Regions from separate parts of the Homo sapiens genome. Here region 2 is linked to region 1. Evidence: chromatin loops called from intact Hi-C (ENCODE). Cell type or tissue: K562. All regions are shown on one strand. Links, peaks and the distances in the headings refer to the core of each region. The heading gives the core; the rest is flanking DNA.

Region 1 (10,934 bases), core at 2,005-10,004:
TGTTGTCTTTGATTGAGATTCAGAGGCAAATGGAATTCAGGGTGAGATCTAAAGAGATAAGACCTTTGTTTTTGAAGAGATACCAAGGCCTTAAAGTGCTCAGAGATCATTCCAATAGAGAGGAGTTCAAATTACGAAGGAATTTAGCCTAACACACACAATTACATTGGATCCCACAGATAAACATGACATATAACAACCAGTAGTAGGTTGATGTAATAAAATCACAGTACAACTCATTACTTCAAGTTTTTTGTTATGTCATATGAAAACCAAAAATCTGTAGGAATTGGTGCATTTTTTTTACAATGAATTACTTTAATCATCCAGGATATTTCTGGAGCATAATGAAATATAACCCAGAGTTGGAATTTATGCATTCCCTGGATAGAGATACTTGGTCTCATATTCTGTCCTTGTATCAGGCAATAACACTGAAGATAATACACACTTAAAATGCACTTCAGCTTCTTTGGTAGAATTTCTTTGGCACCTGTTAAATTTTAAAGGGCTCTGTGAAAAGCATTTTCTTAACCATCCACTGGCTCTTGATTCATTCATGTGCATAGAAACACTCTGAAAGTTTAAAATTGAAAGTACATTACTTACCAAAAATTTTTCTCTGGCGTTTATTCTCACACGTCCGTGTTACAGGCCTACTCATAAGTGAACAGCCTATTTGGAATCCTTATGGTCCAGAATCATGAAGATCTCATACTGTCTGTTGTTTGGATAAATAAATATGAATGAATCTCATCATGCATTTATAATAAATTTTATCTCAAGTCCATGGTAATTTAGGTTCCAATTCTAAATAGTGGAAACTGAATCTTACAGCTATGTCCATGTGATTGAAATAACCAGATCTCCATTCACTCCGTTATTTCAACCACTTATTCATTGATGAGTATCACTGAATAGACAATTGTGTAGACAAAAGACAAAATGTTGATAAAATTCAAAGTACCAAACACAGGCCTCAGAAAAGTTGATGGCTTATACAGGGATGCTTAAAACCATACACAACAACCTACAATCCTCCCCAATGGGCCGCACCCTTCACTCTTGGGTATCATTATAAAAATTGCCCTTTCCTAAAATACCTTTCTCTTTTTCACCTGCTGATCCCTTCAGGAGCCTCCACCTCCAGGATGTCTTCTCTGATTGTGAGATGCAGAGACTTGAGCTCCTGAACACTCTCTTTCTTTTTTTTTTTTTTTTGAGACAGAGTCTCGCTCTGTCACCCAGGATGGAATGCAGTGGCACCATCTCGGCTCACTGCAAACTCCACCTCCTGGGTTCAAGCGAGTCTCCTACCTCAGCCTCCCAAGCAGCTGGGACTACAGGCACTGCCACCACACCTGGCTAATTTTTGTAGTTTTGGTTGAGATGGGATTTCACTATGTTGGCCAGGCTGGTCTCAAATTCCTGACCTCAAGTGATCCTCCCACCTCAGCCTCCAAAGTGCTGGGATTACAGGCGTGAGCCACCACACTTGGCCCCTGAACACTTCTCAAATCACAGTGCACCATAAGAGAACACTCCTGAGGAATTAGGCAGAATGGATTCAATCACAGCAAGTTGTTTGTTAATTGCACGATCCTAGGCAAGTTCTCTCAACTTTAGTTTCCTCCTATGTAAAATAGAGTAATAACATTGCTTGCCTCACTGGACTGCTGAGAAGATTAAAAGAAGCAATGCTTATACAAAATAGCAGAGGTACCTGGCACAGAGAGACATTCATTGAAGATTAGCCCATGGATATTCAGTTAGATCCACCGTTTTTCCTTTAATACATTTAAGCTATTTATTTAGGCTAGGGACTTATTTTGACAGCTTACATTAGTTTTATATATTATTAATATTTTTTAGAAATTCATGCAATCTAAATATGTAATCTAAATGCACTTGTTAAACTGTTGAAAATGATTTCATAATGAATGGGGCCAAATTACTATTCCAGACAAGCCCATCTCCAATTTTATCAAGAAAATGAGTAAGAATATAGGCTTTGGGACACAGAAAGCAGATTTTCCTCACCCCTGGGAATACATCAATTCTGTAATTTAAATTTCTCGTGCCTGGCTGTAACTATGTAGCCTTCATGACCAAGAAGAATGATAACATATCTTATTTTCAGATATTCAAGCCTATTCAGTAGGAAAAAGTAGAATGATTGGTCGTCAAAAGCTATTAACAAATAATGTAACTGTTGAAGATTTTTTTAAAATCATGCACATCCGATTTTTCTCCTTCTCTATAATATTGTTTTGGTTTTTCTCACAGCTTGACAGTTCTTTAAAATTAAAAAAAAAAAATTAAAAAAAAAAAAGGTTGGGGGGAGTATCAGGCAGGAAATAATCACAAAAGAAAATTCAGCCTCCTTGCTATGAGAGCTTTAGGATTCCAGAATCTGAATGTCCTTCCTGATAATGGCTGACAAACTGCTGAGTCAGAAAATGTTAAAAAGCAAACAAAAACAGAAAGGAATCTTAGTGAGATTATTGAGTTACAAGGACAAAGAGAAAAAAAATCTAAAAATTTTCCAAGGAGAAAAAAACATGGGTAACCTAAAAGAACAAAAATCAGTTTGTCATCACATTTTATATCAACAAGTACTACATAACAAAGAAATTGCTTTAAAAAGAGAAGAGAAAACTCTCTTGAACCCAGAATCCCATAACCAGAGAAAACATCAATCTAGAATGCAGAAAATATAAAGATATTGTTACACATGCAATGATTTATAATCCTTACCACCAGGATGTCTATTCCAGTGGAAAAAATTAAAACTACAAAAGAGCAATTTAAAAAGAAATGACATGGTGCAAGAGGATTTCATTAAATACAGAAAATGGGAGAGGAGAGGGAAAAGTAAAAGCGTGCTACCGGTTTGGTCATGTTCAGGAGAAAGAGGAAGTTATAGATTCAGATAAATTCTCCATGTTGATTAAAATACGGTAGATAGATTTTACTATGTTTGCTAAAATTGTAAAGATGGGTAGCCCAGACTCATGTGGGCAGCTTCCACATTAGAATGTGAATCTGGAAGGTGTGGTGTGGTGGGGGCAGCTATTGGAGGCCAGCTACCACAAGAAGAGTCTATCCAAGTGACCCAGCAGCTCTACTTTGAGGAACTCAGCCTCAGAAATCTTGCATGTGTGCACAAAGATATGTATGTAGTTAGCATTGTGGAAACCAATCCATGTATTCTTCTAAATGGAATTGGTTTACAGGGTATGCATTCCTTAACGTAGAACACTATGTAGCCATTAAAAAGATTGAAGTAGATTGATTCATACAGACACGTGAAGATATATTGTTATAAGAAAAATGTGCTAAAGAAAGTGTATACTGTGATCTCAGTTTATGAAATTAAAAAACTCAACATGTACGCATATATGCACATTTGTGTTTATAATGCCTAGAAAAAGTATAGTAAGCAAAATGAATGAAGGAAAATAATTGAGGATATATAGCAAAGGAGATTTTAAAATTTTACTATATACAATTTTGTATTTTGGATATTTTCTACAATATAATGTATTACTTTTGTAATTTCACAAACACTAATAGAGCTGTCAAGTACCTGAGATGGGTACAGTCTCACTCAACAAAAAAAGTCCTCTTTCAGACTATGACATGACTTGAATTTGTTGTCAGCTTATATTCTGTGAAATGTGGTATTTATCTCTGAATAGATAAGGGTCTTTTCAAGTAAACTTTCCATCTGAACACAACAGCTAAAAAACTGCTAAAGGGAGAGAGAAGCAGATACAGATTGTCAGGGCAGCAGTTATTTTACCTTTGGGAACTGAAACTATTTTTACTCAAAAAGAAAGTTTGCAGAGACAGCATTTTCACATTAGACTTCATAATGCTACACAAAACAAATGATTTGCAATGGAAAACATATAATAAAGTGGGTGCATATCAGTTGCCCTAGAAAAACAACCCAAAGACAACAATAGCCAATCTGTCTATCGGTCTCTCTTTCTCTCCACATTGATCCAACTTGCATTTTGTGACTAGATAAAAGGTTTTAAAGTTGAAAATGACATCATCTGGGCCTTCAAGGAGCTGAAGGAAGTGTGCAAGATGGAAGCACCTAAGTGGTTACTCATAGAACAATTTGGGAAGTTTTGTCATAGAGATAAATAATACAAAGTACATTCTCACTTGGCTACTTCATAGGCTATGCAGTTTTGAGCAAGATACGCCTCAATTTCCTCATTTATAAAATAGGTATCATGATTATACTCCTTCCTAACTGTTCTGGGGACTAAATGAGACAACACAGAAAATCCACGCACAAAGTAATCAGTCAGTAAAAGTTAGCTACTATTATTTGGGGAGGTTATTCAGACTCCCTGGAATTGAAACTTTATTATGGGACCCTGGTCAAGTTACTACATGGAGTCTTAGGTTCCTCATCCAAAATTGGTAGAGTAACTTTATCAGAGGCTACCAGGCAGAATGAATGAGATAATGTGTGTGAAAAATTTAGATCAGCAATTGGCACCTAAGAATTCCATTAATGTAAGTCATTATGTCTATCAAAATGCTTCAAAAAGAAGAAAGGAAATAACAACTAACTCTTCCTAAGAGTGACAAAGAACAGATAGCAGGAGAGCTGGTCTTGAATAATTAGCGGGAGTGCTCCAAGCTGGTGTGGTGAAAGAAGGATGTAGGAAGCAAAGAAAACAGCATGTGCAAACTGGTGGAGAATTTAATCATGATGATCATGATAATGGTAATAATAATAACAGTAATACAGCCTGTTCAGAGAAAATAAGAGATGTCCTATAGGCCCTAGGAAATATGAACTGGACTTCAGCTGAGAAGTTATGAGCCACAGAACTTTATCAATGCTTATGGAGCTATTAAAGAAATTAGAATAGGGCAGGAGTGTGCAGTGTGAGCTGACCATAAATTGATCCCCTAGAAAAACAACATCAAAGGGTGGGAGAAACCAGCAAAGGAAGCCCAAGAAGAAAGCTTAGAGAGGCAGAAGCTGGTGAAATAAAAGAGGCGGAGAAAGAAGAGAGAGTTTCAATAAGGAGGGACTGGTCAACCGTGTCAAATGTTGCATAAATGTCAAGTAGGATAACAAGAGAAAGTGAGGCCATTGAACTGCCCACTTGGGAGGATGTTGGTCAGAGAGTATTTTTAATTGAGTGGTGTTGGTGGAAGCCAGACAGTATTGGGTTGAGGAATTAATGAAATGTAAAGACACTAAGTATAGACCAAGTGTAGACCTCTTTCAAGAAGTTTAGTGATTTAGAAAAAAAAAAAAAAAAGTGAAAAAACCGTAGTATTTTAGCCTCATCAAAACTAGAAAATGAATTCTTAAATGTCCAAATGAGCATAATTCACATTTGGCAAAAAGGGTAAACTTCCCAAGATATAAAAATAAATAAATAAAAAATAGAAAACTACGGGGAGAAAACAAAGAAAAGAACTTACTACTTTGCTCGAATGGGATTAGAGGATTAAGGTGAAGGACAGGTGGAGGAGAAAATCGAAAAACAGCAAATTTGAAATGACTAGGAAATTAAGATTTTAAAAAAGAGGAAAGAGGAGAATGAGGAATCTCATGGATTTGTTGAAAGAGCAAGAGGCAGGCATAGACTGCCACAAATGAAAGTGATCAAAACAAAACCACTCCTCTCTGTCCCTCAGACTGAGCCGGGGTATAGTAAACCCAGAAAACATGGTCCTGATTAGAATTCTGTCTCCTGTGTGCTAAAGAAGCCTTAGCTACAAGTCACGGGCAAACTGCTAAGCACAAAGGCCTACGTTGGCAGCTGTAGTGGTTTATCTCTAGCTGCAGGTATGGTTCCCTCTACCCAGGGGCAGACTCTAGGTCCTTCTCTTGGAATATTTGCCCCCCAAGACAGTTTACCAAAAATTAGACCTGGCCTGAACTAGTCAGCATGAGAAATTTGAGAGAAATATGGGAAAAGACTGTAATATGAATGATTGGATTTTCGAATAAAAGAGAATATTGGATGAGTTTTTTTTCTAGCATATCTAGAAAAATCTGCCTTGAAATGTTTACATTAGCTCTTGGACCATAGGCCAGTGCTTTTAGAAAATGTGATCAGTCATGAGGTCAGGTGTTCGAGACCAGCCTGGCCAACATGGTGAAACCCCATCTCTACTAAAAATGCAAAAATTAGCCTGGCGTAATGGCCGGCCCCTGTAGTCCCAGCTACTTGGGAGGCTAAGGCAGGAGAATTGCTTGAACCCAGGAGGCAGAAGTTGCAATGAGCTGAGATCGCTCAACTGCACTCCAGCCTGGGCAACAGAGCAAGACTCCGTCTCAAAAAAAAAAAAAAAAAAAAGAGAAAGAAAAAAGAAAATGTGGTCAGTCACTTTGCTCTGTGTGGTTCTCCATTTCCACAGCTGTAGAATAAGGAAGATTAGATTAGTTTTAAGTCCTTCCAGCTCTATTATGAAATTTAATGATTCTGTCCTTTACATTTCTTTCATTTTCACAAGGATATCTGTCCCTGGTTTAATACTAATGTCCTATCTTCCTAACCATATTGTTAGCCCCAATTTTGTTTTAGTTTCCTTCTTTTGTCTAAAAGGAGTCAGAAAGTGTGTTAAAAGATAAGACCATCTTAGGACACCCTGGGTGAGGCCAGTTTTTGTCCAATCAGGAGGCTTTTATGTGGAAAACACCCCTTAACCAGGCTGAGCCTACTAGTTTGAGATAAACATTTTGATGAAACATTCAGTAAAGAAGAACTGGATCTTACATGAAGAAATTAATGCCTACGCCCCAGTGCAATAGTTAATTCCTCCCTGAAACATTTTCTTATTGTTATGTAAACATAACCTAAGTGGGTTTGTTAGAGATAATTAGAAACATTCTCTTAGCCTAGTGACTTGGGGAAGAATAAAAAGAGATGGGAATTATTAAGACGGGATATACAGGCAATGGGGGAAGGGCTAGTTCGCATGGAACAACCAAATATATCTTTTGTAGGCCAAAGACTCTGAGAAATTATTTTTGTACCTGCTCTCTATTTCTATTTCTATTCTGGTTACTAAGTGGACAGGTGACTTCTCAGCCTCTCTTTGAATACTTTTTTCTATGTGTGTGTAAGTATGTATGTCAGAATACCTTTGCATCTTGGATGTAAATGTGGACAAAATGCATTTCTAAGTTAAAATAACATTTAAATTGTGAATACCCAATTTTTAGAGATAAGAACACTGTCTTTTTAGTACAGTTTCATGTCTTCTCTCCATATTCTATTTTACCAACCTATTTAGCAAAATAGCCAAGACCCTCCTTCTGAGTTAGCCAAGAGCCTGACTGCCAAAATCTCCTGAAGACCTGTAAAGATACCTTTCTTTAGCTGAATCCTTGGCAGCTAAAGATAGATAACAAAGATTTTTTTTTAAATAATAGCTCAAACAGAAAGAGATCTAGGGATTTTGCTCCTGATCAATCTCATAGCAAAGAAGTATAAGGCCTTATCCAGGAACTCACAGTTTGGTACATTATATATAATTTCAGTGTTTGTGAGATGGCTGTTGCCTGTGTCAACCCCATATGAGATTTGGTGGGTCCAACGAAAGGCGTGGGGTGAACTCTCCAGGTTAAAAAGGGCCTGGCAGGGGTGGCCATGTTTCTGACTTGGGACACTCAGAAATCTGCACAATCCATGGTAAGGGTAACCTGGAGCTCCGTGAGCCAGCATTTTTTTTTTTTTTTTTTTGAGATGGAGTTTCACTCTTGTTGCGCAGGCTGGAGTGCAATGGTGCGATCTCGGCTCACGGCAACCTCTGCCTCCTGGGTTCAAGCAATTCTCCTGCCTCAGCCTCCTGAGTAGCTGGAATGACAAGCATGAGCCACCACGCCCGGCTAATTTTGTATTTTTAGTAGAGACGGGATTTCTCCATGTTGGTCACGCTGGTCTTGAACTCCTGACCTCAGGTGATCTGCCTGCCTCAGTCTCCCAAAGTGCTGGGATTACAGGCATGAGCCACTGCGCCCGGCGAGCCAACACTCTTTAAAGGAAGAGCTGCCAGGTCTGAGATGAGGTCTTCCTCAGCAGAGCTGGCTCTTTCCAATCCATATGGGCCACTCTGCCTTTCCCTGCCCTTTCAGAAAAATTTCATGTTTAACCAGCACTGCAGGTAAAAAACAAAAAGCCAGCTTAAGAGAGGGCAGTGCTCTAACAAACCTGCGAATTTTCAATTCTGGCCGAGATTCTCATGTTTTTTTTGCCTCTGACTTGATAGGAAATGTTAAGACACCAGCAGAGCAGCTTGGTGACTTGGTTTACCTCTCCAGGAAAACATTTGCGCTACTCCTCAAGGTTGTGAAATAAAATGGCCTCAGGTTGTTATGAACTTCCACGTTTGCATAATCTTTTCTCTAGCATTTAAAGTTTGTGGAACTAAACCAGAGGGAGACCTGCAGCAAAATCCGAATTCAAATGAACCAGGTGGAAGCAAGTTAGCACTATCGTGTTATGAATGAGGCTGCGCCACACTCAGTTACATGAGCAAAGAGGAGCAGCCTGCATCCCTTCTGTGAGACGCAGCAGTTTCTGGTGGGAGTTTTTGTTTGTTATTCTTGTTGAGTGAATCTCTAACAGAACACACTTGGGTGACCACTGCGAGACAAAGAGAGTTTAGGCTTTAATTATTCTTATATTCTGATTAGGGGAAATAGTTTGAATCCAAAAGGATGTCATTGAGTGCAAACACAGTCCTGGAACTGGGCCCGTTGGGCGTGAACCTCAGGAGCTATTAATCGACATGCTTCAATTTGTAAGTATGCGGGAGACTGAGTCAGTAGAAAAAAAAAATTTTAAACATCTGTGGTATTCTTTCTGTTCCAGATTAATTACACTGCTTGTTTGTTGATGCTGACCAGAATTTTCAATCCTCTGATGCTATGCTTGGAACGTCATAAGTATTTTTCTATGTGTTTATCATTGCGTCCCATGAGACTTTATCTCTGTCACAGTCTGCCTTTCATAATTTATTTTAGGTCCCAGTTTTGTTCTTTTGCTCACCTGCCTTAGACTTCTTGTTTTTGCTTTTATACTGAGCAATATGCAACTCTTTCTCATTGAGTACTTATTATTACTTTTAAGAGACACCTTGTTAATACACAGCCCCACGTACACACACATCATTCAATCAAAATGATGATATAAATGAAAATCCAAATGTGCTGTTTAATCAACTGGAGAGGCTGGTAATTATTTTCAATCAGCTAGGATTGCTCTGCTAGCTCAAAGAATTATTAATAAGAGCCATATTTGTTAATAAATTGTGAGCAGCCCTTTTCCGGGAGTGGGGGCAGGTATCAGGGCAGGCTATTTCAGAAGTTGTTGTCCAGCCTTACATTATACCCTAAAAAGCCAAACCCCTCCTTCTAAGTTAGCCAAGAACCCAGCTGCTAACATTTCCATCCTAACATCCATAAAGATACCTTTCTTGAACTGAATCCTTGGCAGCTCTAAACAGAAGAGAATCACAAAGATATTTCTTTCTAAAATAGCCCAATTTGAAAATGAGAAATGGGCAGGCCCGTTGCTGTCTGTAAGGCAACCGTAATCCCTAACCCTTCCCCCAGTCAGCTTTTGGGGTCACCTGCCCTTGTCTCATTTCCCCACCATCAATACCCAACAGTGTCTTGTGACTTCTGTGGCCCCAAGATGACCAAAGAGCTCCTGTTTGAGGACCCAAGCTCCCTCCCCTCACTCTTAGCCCCAACGGCTTCTCCTCAAACCCCAGCCTATTTACAGGCTCTTCCTTTCCTCTTTGCCAAACACCTGAGATCTCAGGTTGCTTTGGGTCTCTTTCTAACCTTGCCACAATCCATTCTGTTCCCTGGAGTTTTCTCTCTTTAGGCTGAGGAGAGTGAGGCCTCCTGTGCTTCTTTCTGCTCACTTCCTTCCTCCTTCTCGTGATAAGCCCACAGCTCTTTTCGTTTCGTGGGTTTTACTGAGAATTACCAAGGAGGAAAAAAAAAAAACCAAAATAATTCATATGGAAGAGATGTGACTGTTTGAGAACTCCTATAATTGCTCAGCTCAGCAATGAACATACACTGATCACTTTTTATATGGTGATCATGGATGCCCTCTGAGATCCAATATTTATTGTTTCTGGGCTACCCTTGGGTGATCCTGGAAGCCCCGTTGGCCACTCACTGCCGTTGGCAAATAGTTCCCTAGCCTTTCCTGCTCTTAGCAATGAACACAAAATTAAAAGTGATCAGTGCTCTCTCCTTGGCTAATTTTTTTTTTTTTTGAGACAGAGTCTCACTCTGTTGCCCAGGCTGGAGTGCAGTGGCGTGATCTCGGCTCACTGCAACCTCCACCTCCCGGGTTCAAGTGATTCTCCTGCCTCAGCCTCCCAAGTAGCTGGGAGTACAGGCGCCCGCCACCATGCCAGGCTAATTTTTTTTATTTTTAGTAGAGGCGGGGTTTCACCATGTTGGCCAGGATGGTCTCGATCTCTTGACCTTGTGATCCGCCCACCTCAGCCTCCCAAAGTGCTGGGATTACAGGCGTGAGCCACTGTGCCTGGCCGCTCCTTGGATAATTTTTATTTCTCTACAGCACCACACATATGGATAGCATATGTGTCAATGTTCTCCTACCTATAATGACATTAAGATAACATGAATTGGCCGGGTGCGGTGGCTCACGCCTGTAATCCCAGCACTTTGGGAGGCCGAGGCGGGTGGATCATGAGGTCAGGAGATCGAGACCATCCTGTCTAACATGGTGAAACCCCGTTTCTACTAAAAACACAGAAATTAGCTGGGCGTGGTGGTGGGCGCCTGTAGTCCCAGCTACTCGGGAGGCTGAGGCAGGAGAATGGCATGAACCCAGGAGGTGGAGTTTGCAGTGAGCCAAGATCATGCCACTGCACTCCAGCCTGGGCGACAG
Region 2 (10,934 bases), core at 969-8,968, 51 kb before region 1:
TTTTTTACATTGGAACCAGGCAGATGTTTTATTTATTCAGAAAAATAAAATTTAATTTAAAGCTGTAAAAGGAAATTCTAAGATTGAATATAAACAGAAATAAATGACCAAATATATAAAATTGAACAGCATGATAAAAATAATTCAAGTAGCTTTTGAAAACAATAGTCAGGCTGTATGTACCCTCTTAGTGGAGTGATTCTCAACAGAGGACAGAGGACATTTGATTATGTTTGAGACATTCTTAATTGCCATAACTTGGGGGTGGGAGTACTGGCCACCCCCAGTACTAGAGGCAGGGAGGCTGCTAAACATTCTGCAATGCACAGGGCAGCCCCTACAACAAAGAATGATCCAACCCAAAATGTCAGAGTGCTGAGGCTGAAAAAACCTATCTTAGTGAGAGATAATCTAAAAATCAAAACACAAAAATTAGGAAGAAATTTTTTTTTTTTTTTTGAGACAGAGTCTCGCACTGTCACCCAGGCTAGAGTGCAGTGGCACGATCTCAGCTCACTGCAAGCTTCACCTTCTGGGTTCACGCCATTCTCCTGCCTCAGCCTCTGGAGTAGCTGGGACTACAGGCACCTGCCACTATGCCCGGCTAATTTTTTGTATTTTTTAGTAGAGACGGGTTTTCATTGTGTTAGCCAGGATGGTCTTGATCTCCTGACCTCGTGATCCGCCCACCTCAGCCTCCCAAAGTGCTGGGATTACAGGTGTGAGCCACTGCACCTGGCTGCAATTTTTTAACTTTACTATGGTTTTGTTGTTGGGAGAAGTACTGATGTAATCACTCTAAAACAATTTTGTGTAGATTACGGAATACAGCAAATAAGCAAATGTATTCACATTGTTGAGAACCAAGGTTCTCACTGTAAGAGGAGGAAGCTATAACTAGGGAATAGGGGAAGACAAGGAACCCTGTAATTGCTGAGTATGAACTCCTGATTTAACAAAAAGGAAAAAAGAGATCTCCTAGCTTTCCTCACTGAAAAGGCCTAAAGTAATGACACCTCAGTGGCCATAGCACACTTAGTATTCAGATCATGGTTACTAAATACCATTGTTTACAAAAAGTAGCCAGGTGTCCTTGGGAAGCTGCTGACTCAAGGGTTAAGGGACAAGGTGAGTCAGAATATCTAGCTGTGCCAGAAAGCAAGAAAGTGCTCAAAGACCAATGAGAGTATACTAAAAGAACTACAGGAACCATCTCGAAGGAGCTCTATTGGCCAAATTAGAATAATATGAAAAAGAATAACAATGATAATAAATTATAATACATTGAATCCAAAAGAATACATGAGTTCACAGTTATTCAAAAAATGGAGGATTAAAGTTCTTATTCACAGAAGAATATCAACTATAGACAATATGTTAATATTAGAAAATCTCATTTTGCAACCACCAATGTAATAATTGATGCAGGCAAGATCAGAAGTGGATGCTAAAACCTTTTGGGGGGTGATAGGCCCAAACAATCTCAAAATACTACCCCGTATATTGCTTATTAATTATAAAAGGGAAGAGTCCCCCTTACTGTTGTAACATCTGGCAGACTTCAACTTAACCAAAAAGTCAAGCTTTGCATCACCAATATTGGAGTAAGTGACAAGATATGCCATAATAAGAAGTAAACTGCATCACTTCTGTAATATACATGCACCATCCCCCAGGAAGCAGGATAAGGGGCTCCGGGTCAGGCAAATTTCAGTCGCTATCCCAGCAAGATGAGATAATCACAAGAATTTTAAAAAGAGACATGACTAAATAGTATGCATAAGCCTTCGCTGAGTTAAAAAAATCACAATTTAAAAAGACATTATATTGGAACAAGATGCAATTTGAATATGGATTAATTATTAAATACTATTAGTTTATTTATGTTAAATTTCATTCCTATGCTAATAGAATTGTGGTCAGGTAGACATGTGCTTTTCCTTAGGAAATATATGCCAAAGTATTTAGGAATAAACTGCCATAATGTCTGCAACTTACTTTCAGGTGGTGCACATAGATAGATAGATATAGCAGATGTGGCAAACTGTTAACAACTGAAGCATTAAAGTAAGGGGCATACTCTGTCAACTTTTCTACAGATTTGAATTGTTTCATTTAAAATGAAAGTGATGGAAAAAGATCAGATTGAATCCATAAGTTGATAGGGAACCAATACATTATTTTAAAACTGGTAAAAGGAAGGCATCAAGCATTTATTCTCCCTTCCCTAAAAGAACTGTAACGCAGGGTAACCAAACAGTTCACTAAGGAATTTTCTTTATATAGACATTTTCTGTACAATAAATGGAGTAGAAGTTGAGTAGCACCATTTGTAACTCCTAATGGATTAATGGATCTAGACATAACTGCCAACCAGCATGCTAAAGAGAGAAACACCAAAATATACTTACCACCTGATGGAAGTAGACAGTACCACCCATGACGTAGTCTTGCCAAATCAAACAAACAACAACAACAAAACTCTGATCTTACCAAGTTTCTACATTTGACTGTCAATATAGAGGAAACAGGGAGGTGGGAGGTGGGGGATGGGGAGTGGGAGGCGGCGGGGGTGGGGAGCGGACAGAGCAATATGGTAAACATCACCATGGGGATGCAGTCATTCACATTTGGGAAGAGGTTCCTGGGAGACCTACAGGCCAAACAACCTAGTTCTTGCCCAGTTAAATTACTAGAGGAAAAATGTGGAGAAGGACAACTATTATCTTAAAAGAAACTTAGAAGACGTTGTGATTTATAGACCTTATTTATAATCTTCATTCATGTAAATAAACTTATGGAGGAAAAAAGTATGAGAGAAACGAGTGGAAAATGTAAACATGGCTGGGATATTCATGATGTTAAGGAATTATTTTTAGTCATTTTTAGACAGATAATGGTATTTGTGTTCTTAAAAAGAGCTCTTATCTTTTAGAGATATCCTTTGAAATATTTATGGATGAAATAATATGATGCCGTGGATTTACTGCAAAATAATGGGGTATAGATGGAGCAAGAATGTACAAGTTGATAATTGGGAAAGTAACTGGTGAAGGGTACAGGGCTATGCCTTACATTAATCTCCTTGGAAAATAATTAGAAGTTTGAATTTTTCTGAAATCAAAGATTAGTTGAAAAAATAAAATGAAGTCAGCTTTGGAGAAAAAGTCAGACAAAAGTCAGCTTCGGCAAGTGCCTCCTACTTTGCTTGAGCCCCTACCATGGGGCACTTCCATTCTCTCATTTAATTCTCACAGTCACATCCTCACACAGCAGGCGTTGCAGAGATTCAGCATGTATCCTCTGGTGTCAGGTCTCCTGGTTTCAAATCTCAGTTCTGCCAGTGGCTACTGGGCCAATTAGTCTCAATTTCCTTATCTCTAAAATGGGGTGACAATAATATTTGCTACTTCACAGGATTGTAGTGAGGATTAAACAATGAATTAGTGACACAATTTAGCTATTAGGGCTTGTTGTTAGTAAGTGATGGAGCTGGGATATGATCTAATTTGTTTGGCCTAGAAACTATCATCCTGCACTTCGCTGCCTGGAGGATAGTGGGTATACATGTACGTGTGCATCAGTTTTCAGTACTCTCTGCCAAAGCCACTTCATCCACCCTGTTAGGCACATCTTAAATTTTAAATATCAGCAGCAAAATTTAGGATATGCCAAGAAAAAGGATTGTGCTGTTAACAGAATCATATATAATAACTTAGGTGAATACTCATGGATTTATTGATTCATTCAACACATATTCACTAAACTTGGCTCTGCAATAGATGAGAACAATTTAATAACGTAGATACAGCCACTGTTCTCACAAGTTTACTAATCAGGAACCATGTTGGGACTTCAACTACAGAGCTAGCTGGGAGGTAGAGGATGCCAAGTGGGGCAGAAAGATCCATCCTCTGAGGCTGGCCCAGCAATGACCAATGAGCAGTAAGTCCAGGATTTAATCAACTCTAGCATAATTCTGGAAATCATCAGCAGTTGTAGGAGTAAACCAATAGGCAGATCTCAGCCACAGTGACTCCAGGCAATGATCAAATGTGTGGGAACCAGCCAGGGAGCAGAAGAAGTGTTTCCTGGAACTCTGTCCATCCATAGAAGAATTTTTTTTTAAGAAGCTGGGGAATGGAAGGGAAGATTTCAATTTCAGAAACAAGGTTTGAGGCTGGGTGCCGTGGCTCACAACTGTAATCCCAGCACTTTGGGAGGCTGAAGCGGGCAGATTGCTTGAGCTCAGGAGCTCAAGACCAGCCTGGGCAAATGGTGAGACTCCGTCTATACTAAAAATACAAAAAATAAAAATAAAAAATTGGCCGGGCATAGTGGTGCACGTCCGTGGTCCCAGCTACTCGGGAGGCTGAGGTGGGAGAATCACTTGAGACCAGGGGGCGGAGATTGCAGTAAGCCAAAATCGTGCCACTGCACTGCAGCCTGGGTGACAAAGCAAGACCCTGTCTCAAATAAAAAAAAAAGAAAAAAAAAAGAAAGAAGAAAGGAAAGAAAAGAGGTTTGGCAAGAATAAGAAAGGATATTTGCGCTCTATCATACCAGCAGGGCCCTAATTCTGAGGGATCTGTGGTCCCAGCCAAGAGAGGTAGGAAGACCATGGAGACTATGGGAGATCAAGGTCAGAGGCAAGTTCTGAAGCCTAGACCATGAAGGGTGGGGCCAGGGAATCCTGCCCTAAAACTGCTATTTGAATATTCACTGTGGCCCCTTATCTTACTCTGGTTTCCCAGAATGGTACCCTGAGATAAGAGTTCATGTGCAAGTGGCTTATGAAGAAATTCTCCCAAGAGAAGCGAGGAAGGGAATGGAAGAAATGAGAACAGGAAAGAAGGAGAAGAAGAAAAATATAGCCAGACAAGGATTGCAATTTCAGGCAAAGTCTCAAGGGATAGCTTCGACTGGATCCTTCAGAACTTCTGGAGTATATATTTTGCCTGTGTTTGTTTCAAATGGAGGCAAGAAAGCTGGGCTTTTCTGCTCCTAGATAAGACTGTCACAGGCTCAGGGCTTCCTGTGAGAGATCTACGTTCTCAGGCACTTCCAGGTCTTTGCCTTTCTGGCCAAAATGGCTGGGATAATTCCAGGGCTGACCTCTGAAAAGTGTCAGGTGCAGGCTTGTCAAAGCAAAGAAACCCAGAAGCCAGTTGAGGAGCATACAGACCATCAAATGGGTTCTGAAGAGCTCTGGGCAGAGTACCAGTCATGTCCAGCTCACATCTCTACTCCCAGTTCTGGGCTTACTTGTCAGTAAAGGACCATCTGGGAGATGCCCATGGGTCTAGCCATTGTGAGTATGCTGCAGAGCTTTAGTGCACATGTTGCAAATTACTTTCAACTTCCAAGTATGACAGAGCTAAACAGCTGGTAAACTCAGGGACTTTGATTATTGACTCAAAATTGGGTAACATGGAGCCAACAGGTTCAGAACGCAGGCTCCCACCCATGCCTGATGCCTGTGGATGTCAGTTCTGGTTATTAAGGGTGGCCTGTTGGCCTCAGAGCCACTGGGAGCCCTGGCTGCAGGCTCTCAGCACCACTGCTCTCTCTGCCTCTCTCCAGTATTTCCAAACAGCAAGATCCCAAATCTGTTCCCCACTCAGGTCTCTCCTCATTCCTTCCAGATCCATTCCTTGAAGCTAGATGCTGTTCCTGATCTTCATTGCCTCATATAAATAGGAGGCCTGGCAAGGCACGGTGGCTCGGGCCTGTAATCCCAGCACTTTGGGAGGCCAAAGCAGGCAGATCACCTGAGGTCAGGAATTTGAGACTAGCCTGGCCAACATGGTGAAACCACATCTTTACTAAAAATACAAAAATTAGCCAGGCACGGTGGCACACACCTGTAATCCCCTACTTGGGAGGCTGAGGCAGGAGAATCGCTTGAACCCTGGAGGTGGAGTTTGCAGGGAGCCTAGATTGTGCCACTGCACTCCAGCCTGGACAAAAAAGCAAGACACTGTCTCAAAAAAATAAATAAATAAAAATAAAACATAAGAGTGCTTCACATTAGACCTATGGACTTTTATATCGGAAATTAGAGGAATCTGTGATAACTAAATGAGAATGTGCTGGTTTGCATGTATTTGTCCAGAACGAGGAGTGGGGGCTGAGAGTGGTCCTAATCCTGGAAGGCAAAGGAGAAAGGATTGTCTAATTTATCAGTCAGACCACAGCCACAGATGAAGTGGGCAATAATAACTCAGGCGTGTACAGGATAAAGGGGAGATGGAGACTCCCAGGAACTAAAATGGCTACAGCCAAAGATTATACTTATGAAGACAATAAAGTCCAAGCCACAGAGGCAATCCCGTAGACGCTCAAAGGATGAAAACACTCATCAAAAATCTTGTAGCCTTAAAAGTTTTTCCTACCATATAGCATTGGGAAATGCAGTGCTTTTTTTTAACCTTAAAAAAAAAATCTTTAAGAAATGGCTTCAATCCCTTAACCTCAACATTGATCAGTGTAAAAGACTCCAAATTATTCCACTAGGACCCCAATTAGCCAATTAGAAATGACATCATTTAACTTATCTGTACTGCCAAGATTCCGGAGTCAGAATTCAGTACTGTAGTCAGTAATGTTACTTATTGAAAAGATTATGGTCATGGTATAAACATTTTTTTCCAGGGTTATCCTCACAAATGCAAACCAGGTGTACCTGTTTTTATAGCCATTTTTCCAAAAGGATTGTCAATAAATCACTTACATCTGTCCTTTGACTCCAGGGTGGTAAATAATTAAATTATTTAAGATAAGACTGTTACATTACAGATCTCCTGATGGATGTGTGTAATACAAAAAAAAAAAAAAAAAAAAATCAAGCCTTAGTCTCATCAAGCTTCCAAATCTAGTTACCAATTTAGAGAAAATTCAAGGGTCAATGGAGCATAAGTATCTGTATGGTGGAGGCCGGGCGTGGTGGCTCAAGCCTGTAATCCCAGTACTTTAGGAGGCCAAGGCGGACGGATTACGAGGTCAGGAGATCGAGACCATCCTGGCTAACATGGTGAAACCCTGTCTCTACTAAAAATACAAAAAATTAGCTGGGCATGGTGACGGGCACCTGTAGTTCCAGCTACTCCGGAGGCTGAGGCAGGAGAATGGCGTGAACCCGGGTGGCGGAGCTTGCAGTGAGCGGAGATCGCGCCACTGCACTCCAGCCTGAGCGACAGAGCGAGCCTCCGTTTCAAAAAAAAAAAAAAAGTATCCGTATGGTGGAAATGCTACATCATGTTGCGCTACTGCACATCTCTTCCCACCTTCACATTATGTAACCTCATGCTGGTAGATTGAAACTGGCCATGGTGGGAATGCCTACACCACAAAAAATGACCAATGCTGCAGTCTAAGGTTTTTATTTCCTGAGAGCCAGTCGTTAAACATTTACCGGCATACCACTGCGTTTGTCAATTCCGAAAATGCCCGTGGCCAATACCACCCAATACAAGGAGGAGCATGCCAGAAGGGAAATTGAAAAGGAAAGGGGAAAGCCCAGATTGCAATTGGTCTTAACCAGTTGCAGTTCAAATATCTTACTTTGCAATCTTAAAAAGTCATAAGGCCACTGCTAGTGAGGGGGCCTTGAAACATAATCTTCATTAGCTTCTTGGTCTGCTTGGCTGATTCTTTCAGGTCATTCAAATCTTGTGCAAATGTCAACTCATCAGAAAAGCCTTCCATAACCATTCTAGCTAATCGCTCTCTTTGTCATTCTCTACACTTAATACTGTTTCATTTTTCTTCGGGGTGCTTACCCCTATCTATTATAACAATAAACTTTCTATTCATAATGAATGTATGCTCCATGAGCACGATTCTGTTCTGTTTTTCTCAGTGCAGTGTCCCAGCAATAAGCACAGTTCCTGGTAGGTGCTCAACAAACATGGGATGAATAAATTAAAGACCATAGGCAATGATATGGAAAGATGTGCCTACATTATTGTTGAGGAAGGAAAAGAAAACACATTATAGAAAGATAAAGAGTTGATCCTCATTATTCATTGATTCTGTTTGTTAATTCACCTACTCACTAAGCCAATTTGTAATCCCAAAAGCAACACTCATGACACTTTCTCTGTTATATACAACAATGTGCATTCCTAGCTGAGGCTGAAGAAGAAAATGACACTCTGCCTTCTTGTTTCAGCTCTCATACTGTAAACAAGTGTCCTTTTTGCAATCTATTTAGTGCCATGTTTTTGTATTTTCTTTTGCTGTTTATAATGTCCCCAAACATACTGCTGAAGTGCTATCTAGTGATTTTTGTTTTTTTTTTTTGAGATGGAGTCTCGCACTGTCTCCCAGACTGAAGTGCAGTGGTGCAATCTCAGCTCACTGCAACCTCTGCCTCCCGGGTTCATGTGATTGTCCTGCCTCAGCCTCCCAAGTAACTGGGACTACAGGTGCACACCACCACGCCCAACTAATTTTTGTATTTTTAGTAGAGACAGGGTTTCACCATGTTGGCCAGGATGGTCTCCATCTCTTGACCTCGTGATCCGCCTGCCTCTGCCTCCTAAAGTGCTGGGATTACAGGCGTGAGCCACAGCGCCTGGCCACTCTAGTGTTTTTAAGGGCACAAAGTCTGTGATGTGCCTTACAGGGAAAAGGACCATTTGTGCCATTGGAGAAAATACGTGTGTTTGATAAGCTTTTTTCAGACATGAGTTATAGTACTGTTGGCTATGAGTTCAATGTTAATGAATTAATGTTCAGTGTTGATGAATTAATGATATACACTGAATAAGCTGTCTTTAAACAGAAATACACATAGAACAAGATTATGTATTGACAAGTTGGTGATATGGTTTGGTTGTGTCCTCACCCAAAATCTCATCTTGAATTGTAGTCCCCATAATCCCCCATGCTGTTCCCGTGATAGTGAGTGAGTTCTCATGAGGTCTGATGGTTTTTTGTTTTTGTTTTTGAGATGGAGTCTCACTCTGTTGCCCAGGCTGGAGGGCAGTGGCACAATCTTAGCTCACTGCAACCTCCGCCTCCCGGGTTCAAGCAATTCTCCTGCCTCAGCCTCCCAAGTAGCTGGGATTACAGGTGCATGCCACCACACCTGGCTGATTTTTTTGTTTTTTGAGACGGAGTTTTGCTCTTGTTGCCCAGGCTGGAGTGCTATGGTGCGATCTTGGCTCACTGCAACCCCCACCTCCCGGGTTCAAGGGATTCTCCTGCTTCAGCCTCCCAAGAAGATGGGATTACAGGCATGCACCACTGTGCCTGGCTAATTTTGTATTTTTAGTAGAGATGGGTTTTCTCCACGTTGGTCAGGCTGGTCTTAAACTCCCGACCTCAGGTGATCCACCCGCCTTGGCCTCCCAAACTGTTGGGATTACAGGTGTGAGCTACTGTGCCCAGCCTACCTGGCTGATTTTTGTATTTTTAGTAGAGACAGGGTTTCACTGTGTTGGCCAGGCTGGTTTCGAACTCCTGACCTCAGGTGATCCACTTGCCTCAGCCTCCCAAAGTGTTGGGATTACAGGCGTAAGCCACTGCACCCAGCCTATCTGATGGTTTTATAAGCGCTCGGTAGTTCCTCCTGTGTTCACTTCTCTTTTCTGCCGCCTTATGAAGAAGATTCCTTGCTTCCCCTTCACCTTCCACCATTATTGTAAGTTTCCTGAGGCCTCCCCAGCCATGCTGAACTGTGTGTCAATTAAACCTCTTTTCTTTATAAATTATCCAGTCTCGGGTAGTTCTTTTTTGAGATGGAGTCTCCCTCTGTCGCCTAGGCTGGAGTGCAGTGGCGCAATCTCGGCTCACAGCAAGCTCCGCCTCCTGGGTTCACGCCATTCTCCTGCCTCAGCCTCCCAAGTAGCTGGGACTACAGGCACCCGCCACCACGCCCCGGCTAATGTTTTGTATTTTTAGTGGAGACGGGGTTTCACCGTGTTAGCCAGGATGGTCTCGATCTCCTGACCTCGTGATCCACCCACCTTGGCCTCCTGAAGTGCTGGGATTACAGGCGTGAGCCACCACGCCCGGCCTTTTTTTTTTTTTTTTTTTTAGATGGAATCTTGCTCTGTCGCCCAGGCTGGAGTGCAGTGGCACTATCTTGGCTAACTGTGAGCTCCACCTCCTGGGTTCACGCCATTCTCCTGCCTCAGCCTCCCCAGCAACTGGGACTACAGGCACATGCTGCCACGCCCAGCTAATTTTTTGTATTTTTAGTAGAGACCGGGTTTCACCGTTGTTAGCCAGGATGGTCTGGATCTCCTGACCTCCAGATCCGCCCGCCTTGGCCTCCCAAAGTGCTGGGCTTATAGGTGTGAGCCACCATGCCCGGCCAATCTCAGGTAGTTCCTTATAGCAGTATGAAAACGGACTAATACAGTGGGAAAAAAATGTAACCATAGGCTCACAGGAACCTAACTCTGTATTTCCCCTAGGAGCAATGTTTTAGTATTAACTAATTCAGTGTTCATGGCAATTTTATAAAACATAATTACTGTAAATAATGAGAATTGATTATACATAGATGTTACATTTGCTAAAATATATACATATATAATAGATATAACAGATACAGCCACAGTTATAGATAGATTTGTGTAGACATATCTATCTATTTTCTACATAGCAAAATATCTGGACGTATATAAACTATTAATAGCAGTTACCTCTGGAGAGTGGGATTAAGGACCTATTAGAACAGTTTCATTCTTTGCCATTTTTTACACTTTTATATTTTTGATAATTTTTTCAACAAGTAATTACTACTTTGCTAATTTTTCACACTAACATTTTTAACAAACTAAAACAATAAATTTTTCCTTAAAAAATAAAAACACAACCTTGCTCTCTCCCCCCCTCCACAAAAATAAATAAATATATTCATAAACTTCAGCAAGATTTAGGAAAAAGCTCATATCCTTGGACAGTTTCATTTTAAAAGA

The links. A loop is a pair of places that touch in the nucleus more often than their neighbours do. Peaks named below come from ENCODE experiments on the same cell type or tissue, not always from the same donor. Only the 100,000 strongest peaks of a DNase experiment are listed, where the experiment ranks them.
Region 2: a loop joins it to region 1, with 2.4 times the contacts of the local background. A loop is called at or near these places in 2 of 110 quality-filtered maps.

The regions. Positions count from the first base shown.
Region 1 is chr6:139,441,345-139,452,278 of GRCh38, reverse strand. It overlaps LOC107986651 (a long non-coding RNA gene), which reads right to left. Exons shown (of 6, transcript XR_001744382.1): 5 at 610-721. Among named protein-coding and RNA genes, the nearest start is that of LINC01625, 28 kb to the left of the region's middle. RefSeq lists cis regulatory regions at 3,001-3,129, 6,416-6,868. In K562, for the core only: no CTCF peak of the experiment used is centred there; DNase peaks (open chromatin) are centred at 2,418, 3,088 and 6,638.
Region 2 is chr6:139,491,318-139,502,251 of GRCh38, reverse strand. No RefSeq gene overlaps it. Among named protein-coding and RNA genes, the nearest start is that of LINC01625, 22 kb to the right of the region's middle. In K562, for the core only: no CTCF peak of the experiment used is centred there; DNase peaks (open chromatin) are centred at 4,701 and 5,021; H3K4me3 peaks cover 441 bases.